Regions from separate parts of the Homo sapiens genome. Here region 2 is linked to region 1. Evidence: read pairs that join two places in POLR2A ChIA-PET (ENCODE). Cell type or tissue: OCI-LY7. All regions are shown on one strand. Each heading gives the region's core, and the rest is flanking DNA. Links, peaks and the distances in the headings are about the cores only.

The links. Peaks named below come from ENCODE experiments on the same cell type or tissue, not always from the same donor. Only the 100,000 strongest peaks of a DNase experiment are listed, where the experiment ranks them.
Region 2: POLR2A ChIA-PET joins it to region 1 with 9 read pairs; 4 of 35 experiments call an interaction of 5 or more read pairs at or near these places.

Annotation. Positions count from the first base shown.
Region 1 is chr10:71,839,075-71,843,074 of GRCh38, reverse strand. All of the region lies in intron 1 of PSAP (prosaposin), which reads left to right. Among named protein-coding and RNA genes, the nearest start is that of PSAP, 10 kb to the left of the region's middle. In OCI-LY7, for the core only: no CTCF peak of the experiment used is centred there; no DNase peak of the experiment used is centred there.
Region 2 is chr10:71,911,533-71,923,841 of GRCh38, reverse strand. No RefSeq gene overlaps it. Among named protein-coding and RNA genes, the nearest start is that of LINC03139, 40 kb to the right of the region's middle. In OCI-LY7, for the core only: CTCF peaks have their summits at 7,469 and 7,669; a DNase peak (open chromatin) is centred at 6,841.

The DNA.
Region 1 (4,000 bases), core at 1-4,000:
GCTACCTGGCGTTGTGATGTGTGTGTTGTCTTGATCGCTTGCTGTGTCTGCAGCATGTGCGGCAGTTTTGGCACATAACAGGTGCTTAGCATTGATGAGTGCCAGGAGGTGTAGCCAGGTAGACTTCAGCTGTGGAAGTGTAGGCTAGTGTGCCTGAAACTTCATTGCTTCATAGTGCCGAGTCTTTGTCATGATTAGATAGAATATTATCTTTTATTTTTCTGAAATTAATTTTAAGAAATTGTTTTTAGGAGTTATGAAATTAAGAGTGACTTTGGGCGCAAATGAAGTGTTGACTTTTATAATAGTTGATGATAGTTTGGGACCTGCCCCTCCCACACCTTTTGGGGAGGGTTCTATGTAGGTGATAGGTACAGGGAAGTCTAATATAATTTAGATGTTCATGGTGGCTCTGATTTGAGGTAAATCTGAAAAGGGAAGCAGCTATAAGTTGAGGAAATTATCCCTCCCACTTTTGGTTTCAGAAGTTGGTTGTTCTCCAGATGTTTAGCTTGGAGGCTCTCAAACTTTTGGTTGCAGGATCCCTATATACTAATTAGTTATTGAGGACCCCAAAGAGCTTGTGTTTACGTGGGCTGTATCTATCAATATTTAACATCTTATAAGTTAAACTGTCAGTGTTTAAAAATTAATGCTTTGAAATATTGATAAACCATTACATGTTAACATATATATATTTATTGTATGTATTATATTTTTAATGAAAAAATATTTTCCAAAACACAAATATTTAGTGAGCAGCCTGTTTTACATTTTTGCAATCCTTTTAACACCTGGCTGGATTATTAGCTGCTTGGGCATTCAGTCTGTTGCAATGTCATGTCACATGCCTCCGCAGAAACTCAACTGGACTTTTGTGAATGAGCAAAATGGCAACTGATGTCTTGGTTTTATCATGAGGATTTTGCCCTCACCCCCTGAAAGAGTCCCTGGGATGCTCGGCGTTTTGGACCACACTTTGAGAACCACTGGTTTAGATGATTTGCAGAAACTACAGAAATTATAATAGCTAACCCATGCGGAGATGTTCTGCTTTTTTTTTTTTTTTAAGACGGAGTCTCACTCTGTCACCCAGGTTGGAGTGCAGTGGCTTGATCTCGGCTCACTGCAACCTCTGCCTTGCAGGTTCAAGTGATTCTCCTGCCTCAGCCTCTTGAGTAGCTGGGACCACAGGTGTGTGCCACCATGCCTGGCTAATATATATATATGTAGTAGAGACCAGGTTTCACTGTGTTGGCCAGGCTGGTCTCGAACTCCTGACCTCAAGTAATCCACTCGCCTCGGCCTCCCAAAGTGCTGGAATTACAGGCGTGAGCCACTGCACCTGGCCATTTTTTGTATTTTTAGTAGAAATGGGGTTTCACTATGTTGCCCAGGCTGGTCTTGAACTCCAGGGCTTAGGTGATCTGCCTGCCTCTGCCTCCCACGGTGCTTGGATTACAGATGGGAGCCACTGTGCCTGGCCCGTTTTGCTTTTTATTGAACATTAATTCATTTAATTCTCATAACAGCCCTCTGTGGTGAAAGCAACTGAATCGGAATTCTGGGCCAGTCTGATATCCTCCCGTGACCCATGCTGTGGTCTGAACATTTTAGATTTCAAGTGAAGGCAGTATTCCTATAAAGTACTAACTGAAGGAAGCCAAAAGTGACATTTATAGTAGACTCACATATATCTGGAACTTTTAAGTTAGTAAACAGTAGATGAGACAGGTTCAGAATACTGAATTTCTTTAATGAGGTTTGCATGAAACCTTTTTCAGCATATGATTATCTTCTGCAAATGTGCAGAGACCACGCAGCTGGTCAGCAATGCTCAGTGTGGGAGCCAGCACCAGTTTGTGTGGGTGCCTGTGCCAACTGCGGTGCAGCATGCTGGATCTGCAGTGGAGCTTTCTCGAGGATGGGGAGCCATGCAGAGCCCGCCTCTGACCCCTGCCTCCACTTGCTCACTTGGCTGGAATCTGGATAGTCCTGCCAAGGGCTAGTTTTTCAGTCATGGATTACCATGTAATCTTATCTAAGGTGATCTAAGTTCTTCTTTGATCATCACCTGATATGTTGATGCTTTGGAAGAAAAGCTTTGTTAGGAGTTTTTATTGGACTACAGTACCCTTGAATGAACTAGTTAGGAATTGTCCCCAAATTAATTAAGCCTCCATTGCATACAATCTGAGAAGATTGCATTCTTGTCCCCAGCCTCAGTCATTACTGCACAAGGTAATTTCCCTGAGGACTCTGTTGCCTTCTCCGTGTAGATAATGTCCTGCCCTGGAATCATCTGGCTTGTAAGGAAAATTAAGAAGCGAGGCTGTAGCAGCAGAGGAGAAGCAGGGAAGAAAGGACCTTTGTCTTAACACTTTGAGGCCAGAGGTGATGGGATGTCAGCCTAGTGAGCTTAAGAGCTTTATTGCCACTGATTTCTTATGTGATATGAGGACTCTTGGACCTTAACTCCTCCAAATCAAGGGAGACTACCTCTGAGCGTATACTATTCTGAATGATTCAGTGAGCTGTGTTTTTATTCTGCTCTGCAGACTGTTTTCCAAAGGCAGGATTATCTATGAGGAAGAGACAAGTGCTCTTTGCCATAGAAGATATTTGTGGCAATAGCTGTTTGAGTAGCTAGTGTTGAGTGCATTGCATTATCTCCTGCTCTTAGGGGATGGAAGTGCATGAATTCCTCTGAGAAATGCCCTGCGGTAGAAGCCGCTCCTCCAGGGGTTATCCTCTCTTGGTTTCCTAGCAACCTGCCTGTTGCCATGGTGCCGCCTTACCCAGGCAGCAGATCTGCTGCCCTGTGGAATGTAGGCTCTGATTGTCAGCACTGGGAGGCTGCATGCATTTTCTGTTACCTCTTTTTTTTTTTTCTGGTAGCTAGATTCAAATTGTACTTAGCATGTTACTAAAATATTTAAAAGGAAAAGCATATGTTGTATGGCTAAAATAATGAGACTGATTGTTTTATCACATTCTAGGAAATGTTGTCCTGTCATTTTAAGATTGCTTCAGAAAATCTTTGGTGATTATGTTGTGTACTGGGCTTTTCGGTATCCTCACTGGGGTAAGCCAGGAAACACTTGTTGGGAGACCTTTCTGTAAGCGAGGTCGTTGATTAAGTATGTATATTAGTTGGGCTTAGGTTTGACTGTAAACAACAAATACATAGAATAATAATGGCTTATTTGTTTTTCTTATTTTTGATGGAGTCTCGCTCTGTCGCCCAGGCAGGAGTGCAGTGGCGTGATCTCGGCTTACTACAACCTCTGCCTCCTGAGTTCAAGCGATTCTCCTGCCTCAGCCTCCTGAGTAGCTGGGATTACAGGCACCTGCCACCACACCCAGCTAATTTTTGTATTTTTTGTAGAAATGGGGTTTTGTCGTGTTGCCAGGCTGGTCTTGATTTGTGAGCTCAAAATGATTCTCCTGCCTCAGCTTCCCAAAGTACTGGGGTTACAGGCATGAGCCACCGCACATGGCCCTGAAATCTATGTCTTTAAAAAAGTCCCATTGTGGGGCCAAGCATGGTGGCTCACGCTTGTAATCCTAGCACTTTGGGAGGCCGAGGCGGGTGGATCACGAGGTCAGGAGTTCGAAACCAGCCTGGCCAACACGGCAAAACCCTGTCTCTACTAAAAATACAAAAATTAGCTGGGCATGGTGGCAGGCGCCTATAATCTCAGCTAGTTGGGAGGCTGAGGCAGGAGAATCGCTTGAACCCGGGAAGTGGAGGCTGCAGTAAGCCGAGATCGTGCCACTGCACTCCAGCCTGGGCGACAAGAGCAAGACTCTGTCTCAAAAGAAAAAAAAAAGAGCCCGTTGTTCCAAGCTGTCTTGCCAGGCCCTTGAACTAAGAAGTGAAGTGCTCAATTTGCCCCGAGTGCTGTTCATGTCTTTATGACACATTTAATTGGAAATCTTTAGGAGGTCAAACATTCTAAGAACTTTTTTGGAGTTCAGCATACTGCCTCAGAGAAGG
Region 2 (12,309 bases), core at 4,804-8,803, 76 kb before region 1:
CAGGCTGGTCTCGAACTCCTGACCTCGTGATCTGCCCACCTCGGCCTCTCAAAGTGCTGGGATTACAGGTGTGAGCCACTGCGCCTGGCCTCTCTGAGCATTTCTAGAACACCTCCTGTGTGCAGAGCCGGTGTGTCAGTTGGAGCCAGACACACCAATGGCTTGTCCAAGCATTGCCTGTCTCCTCTTGGCTTTCTCTTCTTTCACCTCCCTGATTTCCAGCAGCTCAGGGTGGGAACGTGATGAGAAACATCTGAGTAAAATGGGAAACTCACAGGACTTGGAGCCAGGGGAGTTGGTCCCAGGCCTGCCTCTTCTATTAACTAACTGTGTGACCTTAAGCAAGTGACTTGCCTTCTCTGAGCATCAGTTTCCTCCTCCGTACAATGAGAGAGAACCTGGTGAACTCTGGAGCAGATGAGATCTTTCCTTCCTGCTCCCTTCACTTCTGGGCCACCCTCTCCCAGTGTGCTCCACCCCCTACAGCCAGCGTCTGCGTCTCTTTGTTGAAGGACTGTCCTGGGCTGCATCACCTGCCTGGCCCGTGCTCAGGAGGGAGCCCTGGAAGTACCTGGGAATTCACGCTCTCCTGGGGCAGATTTTTGTCAACAGCTGGCAAGTGGGGAGCCATAGAATTTCCAGCTCCCTTGTCACCTGATCAGGATAACTTTGAGATGTGTCAACCTAAATAACGGAGAGATGCTCTCCAAAAGAAAAGGAATATATTTGGAAATGGAGCATTGCTTTGGGAATATGCAGCCATAGTAAACTATGCGGGTATTCAGGGAGGTAAAAGAAGACAGAGGTTTCTAAGGGAAAAATGAGGAGGATTACATAATGGTCTTGAAATAATTATCCTTGGCTACAAAGATCAGTAACATGGTGACGCCAGTTCAAGTTTGGACAGGCAGTTGCCAGGCAGATGTCCTTGCAGAAAGACTTTTTGTGTAAGGTTGTGATTGGCCTTTCTGCAAGGCTGTGGTTTTGCAGTCTTTTGTGATAATTTTTGTTATCAGGCATACAAGCATGAGAACCATCTCTTCATGGCCTTCTCTGGCTCTATTTGTCAGGTTTTTTTTTTTTTTTTTTCTTTTTTAGTGTTAGTGACTGTTCGGCCAGGCACCATGGCTCACGACTGTAATCCCAGCACTTTGGGAGGCCGGGGTGGAGGGATCACCTGAGGTCAGGAGTTCGAGACCAGCCTGGCCAACATGGTGAAATCTCGTCTCTACTAAAACTACAAAACTTAGCTGGGCGTGGTGCTGGGCGCCTGTAATCCCGGCTACTCAGGAGGCTGAGGCAGGAGAATTGCTTAAACCCGGGAGGCAGAGGTTGCACTGAGCCGAGATCGCGCCATTGCACTCCAGCCTGGGCGACAAGAGTGAGACTCTGTCTCAAAAAAAAAAAAAAAAAAAAAAGGTAGTGACTGTTCTGACAACTTCATAGGTGTGACCCACGTTGCCTCCACAGCTGAGCTCTCTCCAGGACTGGGTACCCCCCACCTCCCCACCTGTGGTACATGACTTGACATTACCCCTTTGTTTGGCCTCCATCTCTCCCTACTCCCAAAGAATTCCAAATAATCACTTTCACACAAATCCTAGACTCAGGGCCTTGCTTCAGGGAATCCAACCTAAAACCATTTCCACTCTGACACTCACACCCTGCATGACCTTGGGCAAGTTGCTTCCCCTCTCTGGGCCTCAGTCTCCCCATCTGGACAACAAAGACATTGGATGAGTTGATGCTGAAGGTCCCTTGTAGCTCTGGAATCAGTGACTCTGCAGTCGCCTATTTTCCAGTCTTGAGCACAGGGTTCCAGCCACCCACAACCCCCTGCCAAATGTGCTAATCCTGGCAATCTCTCCTTTCTTGGAATCCTGATCAGAAACTGAGTCAACAGGTCAGCCCTGCAATCCTGGATACCCCAGGCCACTCTGAGCCTCTCCTCAGGGCCAGCTTGGGCAGGAGGGGCTGGTTGGATGCTGTCCAAAGATGTCCTTAGAAGGAAGCCCAGGGGCCCAGTTTCCATGGTGACCAGAATCCGCTTTGTGCTGGTGAGGAACACACAGACCCATCTGACTGTGACTGCAGGCCTGGCACTGGATACTGGCCTTTAGTCCAAGCTGGCCAAGGGTTTCATACAGGGGCCGGCCACATTAGTAACCCTTACCCTGCTGGAGAACTTTGAATGGGTTTTGCTGCCATGCTCAGAAATATCCCAGATGTCTACCATTCCCTCAAATCCCCTTGCTTAAACTCTCCAGGCAAGAGGTAGGAGGAAGGATCGTGGGTGTTTGGCAAACTCTTTTGCAGCCCCACCCACTAGGGACTCCACCAGGACAGCCTGGGACTGGAGGACCTGGGTTGAAATCCTGAGCGCAGCTGGAGCTAACTCTGCAGCCTCCTTCCATCACATAATCTCATTATGCCCCTGTAGTAGGATGGCAGATGGAAAAAGCAACCATTTAGCATCAGGCAAACTGAAACTGCCTTTGCAAAATTATGACAGACAGTGAAGATCTAACCTAACCTACTCTATCTTGCTTCTAACCTCTAAGCTGTCCTCATTCATTCCTGGGCGTTGACTGAACTAACTTTGGGAGGAACTTAGTTTATAGTTTATGGTTTAAAACAAAGACAATAACAGCCCTTTACCAAAACAAACTTCCTTCTTGCCCGGGGACAAGACTGCCTTTGTAAGGACTAATAAATTAGCCACAAGATTAGAAATTATAGTTTAGAAGTCATGCAGCTGGAGGCTACAAGATTCTGACCCTCCCTAAACTGCTCCTAACCTCAGTGCTTGGATATGTTGTAGACCCTGCACTTGATGGATCAGCTGACACCATGCAGATCCATAAACTGGCTCATCTGATCTTGTGGCCCCCACCCAGGAACTGACTCAGCACAGGAGGACAGCTTCGACTCCCTACAATTTTATCTCTGACCTGACCAATCAGCACTCCTAGCTCACTGGCTTCCCACCACCCACCAAGTTGTCCTTAAAAACTGATCCTGTTATGCTCAGGGAGACTGATTTGAGTAATAATAAAACTCCAGTCTCCTGCACAGCTAGCTCTGAGTGAATCACTCTTTATTGCAATTCCTCTGTCTTGATGAATCGGCTCTGTCTGTCTAGGCAGCGGGCAAGGTGAACCCATTGGGTGGTTACAAGACCTGGGTTCGGATCCGGACTTTGCCCCTGAATTTGTTCCGTGAAACCAGCTGATTGCCCTCAACATGCCATCCCTGCTCTAGGTGCTGAGATTCAGCTGCGATCAAAGCAGACTAAGTCCCTGTTCCCAAGGGGCTTATACTCTAGGGAGAAACAGGCCAGGATCTGATAACAGAATGGAAAGCAAATGACACTCCAGGAGGTAGAGGTTAATGCTGTCAAGGGATAGAATTCGGGGCTGCCTGCTCTGCCTATGGAGTAGTCACTCTTTATTCCTTTACTTTCTTAATAAACTTGCTTTCACTTTATGGACTCGCCTTGAATTCTTTCTTGTGCAAGATCCAAGAACCTGGCTGGGCACGGTGGCTCATGCCTGTAATCACAGCACTTCGGGAGGCTGAGGTGGGTGGATCACCTGAGGTCAGGAGTTCAAGATCAGCCTGACTAAAATGATGAAACTCCGTCTCTACTAAAAATACAAAAATTAGTTAGGCTTGGTGGTAGGTGCCTGTAATCCCAACTACTCTGGAGGCTGATGCAGGAGAATCACTTGAACCTGGAAGGTTGAGATTGCAATGAGCTGAGATCATGCGATTGCACTTCAGCCTAGGTGACAAGAGTGAGACTACATTTCAAAAAAAAAAAGAACCTTCTCTTGTGGTCTGGATTGGGACCCCTTTCTGGTAACATCTTTCAGGTGAACCACGGAAGGGACAATACTGAGGAAACCCCCAACCCAAAGAAAATAGACTATAGCACTGATTGGTTGACTTTAGATAAGTGGGATGCATTTACCTGGATAAAGGATGGGATTGGGTTAGAGGCCCAACTTAGGGGAGTTAGAGTCTCTCCTAAGACAGAGAAGTTTAAAGCTTCCTCTTAATGAAAGGTAAGAGGCAGGAGAATGGCATGAACCTGGGAGGCGGAGCTTGCAGTGAGCCGAGATCATACCACTGCACTACAGCCTGGCAACAGAGCGAGACTCTGCCTAAAAAAAAAAAAAAAAAAAAAGTAAGGACGCTTGATTGAACTTGGGTTCAAGTCTCAACTCAGGAAGGTTAAAGCCTTCCTAAAGTTTAGGGAGTTAGAGGCCCCCCACCTCAGTAAAGTCGCTCTCAGCAAAGAATGGGTTTGGCACTATAGGATGTTAACTGCTATTGTCTTTGAATTAATCTGCCTTGCACTCTTTGCTGAGGGCTGTTGGTGACAGGATTAGGCATGTACAGGGATATGGAACATGGGGAGTGTTTTCCTCCCTAGAAGGGGAAACTTGAGAGCTGATGGGACTGCTGGAAAAGATCCCTTTGCAACTGACAAGTGGCTGCCTGAACTTTTAATTCAGCATTGAGGCGATGGGTGGGTCTTTCTCTGGCTTCCCTGAGCACCTTGCCTTCCCCACCCTGCTGCAGGCAATGCTTTTCTCTCTCTCTTTCTCTCCTTTCCCTTTCTTATCTTTTCTGTTACTCAGGGCGACCATCTTGCCCAGAGACCACATGTTGAAAAATGTCCTTGGGAGCTTGACCTTGTAAACACGTGGCGGAACTTCCTCTTGGTCTCCACCATCCAGGGAATGGGAATTTAATTTAAAATGATCATTGCTCAAACCTAAGCCAGTAATTAAAAAAAAAAAAAAAAAAAAAAAGGGCCGGGCACGGTGGCTTACGCCTGTAATCCCAACACTTTGGGAGGCCCCGAGGTCAGGAGATCAAGACCAACCTGGTTAACATGGTGAAACCCCATCTCTACTAAAAATACAAAATTAGCCAGGTGTGGTGGCGGGTGCCTATAGTCCCAGCTACTCGGGAGGCTGAGGCAGGAGAATGGCGTACACCCAGGAGGTGGAGGTTGCAGTGAGCTGAGATCATGCCACTGCACTCCAGCCTGGGCGACAGAGTGAGACTCCATCTCAAAAAATATAATAATAATAATAATAAAAAGAGCTTAAATCAAACATTTAATCAGAAAAATAAAAAGTGTAATGCCTTTTGGTTCACATGACTTAAGTAATTTTTGGGAAATACAGACAGTTTTAAAGATTATTGGTAGATGGGTATGGTGGCTCACGCCTGTAATCCCAGCACTTTGGGAGGCTGAGGCAGGCAGATCACCTGAGGTTGGGAATTTGAGACCAGCCTGACCAACATGGACAAACCCTGTCTCTGCTGAAAATACAAAAAATTAGCCAGGCATAGTGGCGCATGCCTGTAATCCCAGCTACTCGGGAGGCTGAGGTAGAAGAATCAATTGAATCTGGGAGGTGGAGGTTGTGGTGAGCCGAGATTGTGCCATTGCTCTCCAGCCTGGGCAGCAAGAGCAAAACTCCGTCTCAAAAACAAACAAAAAAAGATTATTGGTAAAATAAAAGTGTCTTGAAAATTTAGACATTTGATCTAAATTAGGCAGGTCAGATATTAGGTTTGCTAAATGCTTTAAGGTCATAAATTGCTTCTTTGACTTTTAAAAATTGTTCAATTTACCTACTTTGGAGCATTAGATTCTAGAAAGGCTTGGGGACATGTGGATAACCATGCCCCCTGTGATGCTGGAAAGAGTCAGCCCTTACCTGCACTTCTGTCTGATGTCTTAGGCTTCACACCTAGTACATAAAAATGTAACATGTAATTGAGACTACTGAAGAAACAGTTTTACATGCAAGGTATATAAAGAAAGTGAAATGTGTTTTGGTAAAAGATTATAAGAAGTCATGGGAATTTTTTTTGGCTTTGCCTAAAGGATTAAAACATTAAGTTAGATAAGATAAAGCTGAAAGTTTAAGCAAGTTGTGGAAGGTTTGTGAAAAGTTAATCTTGTAAAAGAAATTCTGCATGTGAACATATTGGCTAAGGTTAAAGGGGTATTATTCGGTTTTTCTGTAAATTGAGCATTGGAATAAAAGCAGAACAGGTCTCTCTTAGAGCAGACCTACTCTTTAACAAAAATTGTAAAGGTTATAAAAAAAGATTTATGAGAATCTTAACCTTATGGTCAAACTTATTAACATGAAATACATTTGTCTATAAGGTTTTGTTAAGAATTGGGTTTAACGTCAATAATGCAACAGTGAAATTTGGCTTATTTGGTATAAAAATCATATAGGAAGCATTGTCAAATATGAAATGGTGTTTGGTTTTCTTTGTGCTGTATTTGTATAAATATGTAATTGGTATGTGTTCCAAAATTACAGGAAACTCTATAATTCTTGTACAACTTAGTGTATGTTATTAGTAGTTATAATTGTTAAGTAAATTGTTGTATGCCACAGAAATAACCAAAATTCCTAGTCAATTGTGGCTTTAATGGAGGCCCAAAGACCTTTTGTCATTCACAGACAATTGCTGTCTTGTTTCAATCCTCTTCAAAAGGTAGTTTTATAATCAACTATAGAACTCTTAACAGGTGCTCTTGAATGCAGATTTCTGATAACTTTGGAGACTGTGACATTAGAATAGAGAAAAAACATTCAGGACTCTCATGTACAGCTGAAATGTTCATGAATACCAAGCAGAACAGGAGTTAATAGCATGGAATAATCTTTCTGACTTTTTGGTTAAAACATTGCTGATCCTTTGTTTTATTTTTCAGAGTCAAGAAAACTTTTAAGCTATTTACAGCTTGTAGCAATTGAATAAAATATATCCCTGTGAACAAAATTTGGAACATACCTGATTTCTCCAAAATTTGGAAGCTATTTGTGAGTATTCTTAATTTATGGCAAAATAGTAATTTACACAAGTGCAATAAGAATCTGTTTTCTTTTGCAACAGGACACAATTTGATAAATTGATTATTTTACCAAGGCTTTGACTGGAATGGTGTGCTTTCCTTTAAGGAATCAAATTTGACTTATAAAGTCAATAAAAGCCCCTTGGGAAAACTGGCCTCATATCTTGTCTACACAGTCCATTTGCAGGGTTCCTGACCTGTGGTAAGTAAAGAATGTCACTTTCTTTTTTTTCCTTTTTTTTTTTTTTTTTTTTGAGACAGAGTCAAGTTCTGTTGCCCAGGCTGAAGTGCAGTGGTATGATCTCGGCTCACTGAAAATTCTGCCTCCTGGGTTCAAGCAGTTCTCCTACCTCAGCCTCCCAGGTAGGGGCTGGGATTACAGGCATGCACCATCACACCCGGCTAATTTTGTATTTTTAGTAGAGACAGGGTTTCACCATGTTAGCCAGGTTGTTCTTGAACTCCTGACCTCAGGTGATCCGTCTGCCTCAGCCTTATAAGCTTGTTGGCTGCTTCTGATTGGTTAAGTTCAACTTCTGTTTTTCTTTAATATAAGCATTTACAAGAAATAGCTTAAGTTCAGTTTTACTTATGTTTGTAAATCAAGCAAGGCTTAGATCATTTATGATGCCGAACTGGTTTTATCTGCTCGGGGATTCTTCAGGCCTGACCTCCATTTCAATTTAACACATACTAGATTCCCTTCTTCCTAAGGAGCTAGGGCTTTATTTTGTGGATTCTGGAGGAGAGGTAGGATGGAAGCTGAGTTTTAGTGAAACAACCTTGACAGGCATATAAAGGACCCCTAGTGTCTTCCTTGAGGCATGACAGCATGTAGCCACATGATCAATCTAAGACAGGCTGCAGAGGAATTCTGCCTCTCTAAAGTGATGGTGCCCAAGAAACAGGGATGGGCTTTACTGAAGGCTGCCTCAGCACCTGAGCCACCGGCCCCCCATGCTGCTCCTCCAGCCTCAGGTTTTTTTTTTTTTTTTTTGAGACAGAGTCTTGCTCTGTCACCCAGGCTGGAGTGCAGTGGTACGATCTTGGCTTACTGCAACCTCCATCTCCCTGGTTCAAGTGGCTCTCCTGCCTCAGCCTCCTGAGTTCCTGGGATTACAGGTGTGTGCCACCATGCCCGGCTAATTTTCATATTTTTAGTAGAGACAGGGTTCCTCCATGTTGGTCAGGCTGGTCTCGAACTCTTGACCTCCAGTAATTCACCTGTCTTGGCCTCCCAAAGTACTAGGATTACAGGCCACCACGCCTGATCCGGCCTCACCTTTTTATAGCAAGCCCCACTCTCAGCACCAACTGGTCTCCTTTGAGAAGTGGTGGTACACTCATATTTCCAGGACGGCCAGATGCAATTTGATGGTGGAAGTGAGACGATTGCAAAAAATCCAAAGGCCCCAGACTCCCTCCCCCATTTTGACTCCACTGCACCAAGTTCTGACCCCTAATTTGCCGAAGAGACTTCTGGCCACAGAGCATCACCAAAATGCAAGTCAAAGGGGCCAACCTAAGGTCTGAAGGTCTGCCAGGGAATTATATAGTACAGGGGTGGCCAGACTCCCAAATTATAGGGCTGCCAGGCTAGCTGGTGATTGGGGTGGATAAAAATAAGCCCTGGCCAAGGTTGGGAGGTGAAGGGGCATCTCCTCTTGGAGAACAGGGCTGGCTACAGACGTGGCCTTAGCAGGACATGGGTGGCAGGGTCACGCCTCTCCCTCTGTCCTGCGTCTCTGCCATTGACAGTCACTTGTCCACAGACAATCAAAGATAGAGGATATAACATGTTAACATTAGTTACTTCTCTTTTCTTCCATCTTTGGGGACTAATTAAAAAACATCTTGGGAAAATATTTTGGGGCCCATTTATAAAGCTTACAATATTGTGTTTTATTCTTAGTATCTTTACTTTTAAAATATGCCATTCCATCTTTGTGAAAATACCAGGAAAAAAAAAATTAAAGTGTGCTAGAAGGGCCAGGCATGGTGGCTCGCGCCTGTAGTCCTAGCATTTTAGGAGGTGGCAACAGAGGGAGACCCCCTCTCTACACGAAAAAACATTAACCAGATGTGGTGGCTCCTGTTTGTAGTTTGTACTTGGAAGGCTGAGGTAGGAGGATCGCTTGAGCCTGGGAGGTCGAGGCTGAGGTGAGCCGAGATCACGTCACTGCACTCTAGTCTGGGTGACAGAGATACCCTGTGTCTGAAACAAAACAAGTAGAATGTGCCAGAAGGGCAGAATTGTGTTCAGAGCTGGCTACCATTGTGTGAAATGGATTGGGAGAAATATATTACTATCTTTTTATATAGAAGCATGGATTATGCCCAGAAGAATTATATAGAAATTAATATGCTAGTTGCTTCCAGGAAGGGGAATTGGGTGACTGGGGCCAGAGGTGGGTAGAAAATATTTATGTTTTTCTTTTGCTTACTGAAGAGGGTCTCAAAAGACTCTCAAAAAGTTGACGGGGTGTCATGGAGGCATGCCTTGGACACAGCAATTTCATTTCTAGAAATTTGTCCTCAGAGATAACTGGTGAAGTGCACAAAGATGCACAAAGGGGCTGGGCATGGTGGCTCATGTCTGTATTCCCAGCACTTTGGGAGGCTGAGGTGGGAGGATTGCCCAAGGCCAGGAGTTCAAGACCAGCCTGGACAAGATAGTGAGACCCTGTCTCTATTAATAAATAAATAAGTAATAAAAAAAGAACTGCACAAAGTGTTTTACACGGTATTGTTTGTGTACTGAACTGGAACTATGAAAATAAATTATCTATGGAAAACTATGTAGCTATTAAAAAGGACAATGTAGATCTATAAACCTGGACCCTGAAAGACATCCATGTATTGCTGAGGGAAAATACGCACTATAAAGCCACATGAGCTGTATGGCTCCATTTGTGTGAAACCATGTGCATATGTCACATGGTCAATACCTGGGAAGATGATCACACAAGGGCAAGACTAACTTCTGGCTCCCAGGAGTGGCAGAGTCATTTATCTGCCATTGGCAGATGGACAAATCTGGCAATAACAATTACAGCTTTGGGGCCGGGTGCGGTGGCTCACACCTGTAATCCCAGCACTTTGGGAGCCCGAGGTGGGTGGATCACCTGAGGTCAGGAGTTTGAGACCAACCTGACCAACATGGAGAAACCCCATCTCTACTAAAAATACGAAAAATTAGCCGGGCATGGTGGTGCATGCCTGTAATCCCAGCTACTCAGAAGGCTGAGGCAGGAGAATTGCTTGAACCTGGGAGGCAGAGGTTGCAGTGAGCCAAAATCGCGCCATTGCACTCCAGCCTGGGCAACAAGAGTGAAACTCCATCTCAAAAACAACAACAACAACAAAAACAATTACAGCTCTGGATGCAATAGAAAAAAACAACCCTTTGAAGGCATTGGAGAACAGCACAGAGCAGGAGAGTGGAGTGGATGTGACTCTTGAAAGAAGGGGGTCGTGGGCTGACATCCATGTTTCTCCAGTTTTCCCTCTGGTATCCAGAGGATGAAAGCCACTGGACACTGGCTTCAGGGATCAGAGGTCAGAGTGTTACAGTAGATAGTTAGCGAGACATCAACAGGGCCCCCCAACACCAGGAATGTCAGGCAACCATCAGGTGATGGTCAGGCGGTTGTTAACTGTCTCTCTAAAATAATAAGTGGTTGCAGCCAGTGCCAGGGAAAGGCAGTCTCCTAATAGATAGAAACACCTGAAGCAGCTTCTGGGTAAGATCTCAGGAGTTAGGTGAGTGGGCTCCAGCATGCGCACTAAGAGGCAAAATGGTGGAGTTTAACTGGCATGTAACCTTCCTCTAGGAACACTCACTGGTAAGGGAAGAATGCCTCAAGTGAGCATGTGCCCAACTTCAGTACACACACTGAGCATGCTCCCTCCCAAGTGCTGTCATCCCACTGTGCATGCAGACAGCCCACCCCAAGGGAAGAATCAGGGGAGAAATAATGCAAAACCGCGGAAGCGTGCCAACATACAAAATCCCAAGTCAGAGGTTGAGCCGTGCACTTGACTCTCTCAAGTTGCCTGCTTGGCCCTCTTCCAAGTGTACTTTACTTCCTTTCATTCCTGCTCTAAAATTTTTTAATAAACTTTTGATCCTGCTCTAAAACATGCCTTGGTCTCTCACTCTGCCTTATGCCCTTTGGTTGAATTCTGTCTTCTGAGGAGGCAAGGATTGAGGTTGCTGCAGACCTGTGCAGATGACCATACAGATTCACTGCCTCTAAACTACTCTGGTGCCATGTGACTCAGAGACATCCCTAGTGGTAACAGGAGTTAAGGGCAGGTCCAGCAGCTAGGGATGGAGGGAGGAAATCCCAGCAGAGTAGGAGCCATGATTGGGGTTGGGGAGGGGGAGAGCAACATCTGCCTAAGAACACCCTAAGATTCTTTGCCAACTCCTGACCTGCACGTGTGCTGGGCGAGACTCTCAGGAGACCAGGGGAATTAAGAAGCCCATGGAAATCCTGGAATAGCCAGATACAATTCTGAAATAAAAAAATCTAGGCCGGGCGCGGTGGCTCACGCCTGTAATCCCAGCACTTTGGGAGGCCGAGGCGGGCCGATCACGAGGTCAGGAGATCGAGACCATCCCGGCTAAAACGGTGAAACCCCGTCTCTACTAAAAATACAAAAAATTAGCTGGGCGTAGTGGCGGGCGCCTGTAGTCCCAGCTACTTGGGAGGCTGAGGCAGGAGAATGGCGTGAACCCGGGAGGCGGAGCTTGCAGTGAGCCGAGATCCCACCACTGCACTCCAGCCTGGGCGACAGAGCGAGACTCCGTCTCAAAAAAAAAAAAAAAAAAAAAAAATCTACTGGGCTGGGCACAGTGGTTCACACCTGTAATCCCAGCACTTTGGGAGGCCAAGGCAAGCAGATCACCTAAGGTCAGGAGTTCGAGATCAGTCTGGCCAACATGGTGAAACCCTGTCTCTACTGAAAATACAAAAATTAGCCAGGCGTGGTGGTGCGTGCCTGTAATCCCAGCTACTCTGAAGGCTGAGGCAGGAGAATCGCTTGAACCCAGGAGGCAGAGGTTGCAGTGAGCCGAGATTGCACCCCTGCACTCCAGCCTGGGCAACAGAGCGAGACTCCGCCTCCAAAAAAAAAAAAAAAAAAAAAAACTATTGAAAGAGGGCTGGGCACAGTGGCTCATGCCTGTGACCTCAGTATAACTGTGAGAAGTTCATTGCCCAAAGCACACAGCATGTCAATACAAGACCCCAGGCTGCAGAAGAGAAAGAGGTTTAATCGTAGGGTCACCAAACAAAGAAATGGGAGAGAACCTCAAATCCATCTCCCTGAGGAGCCTGGGGCTAGGGTTCCTAAGGGTTTTGGAGTGGGCTGAAGTGTGGAGATCACTGATTGGTGGAAAA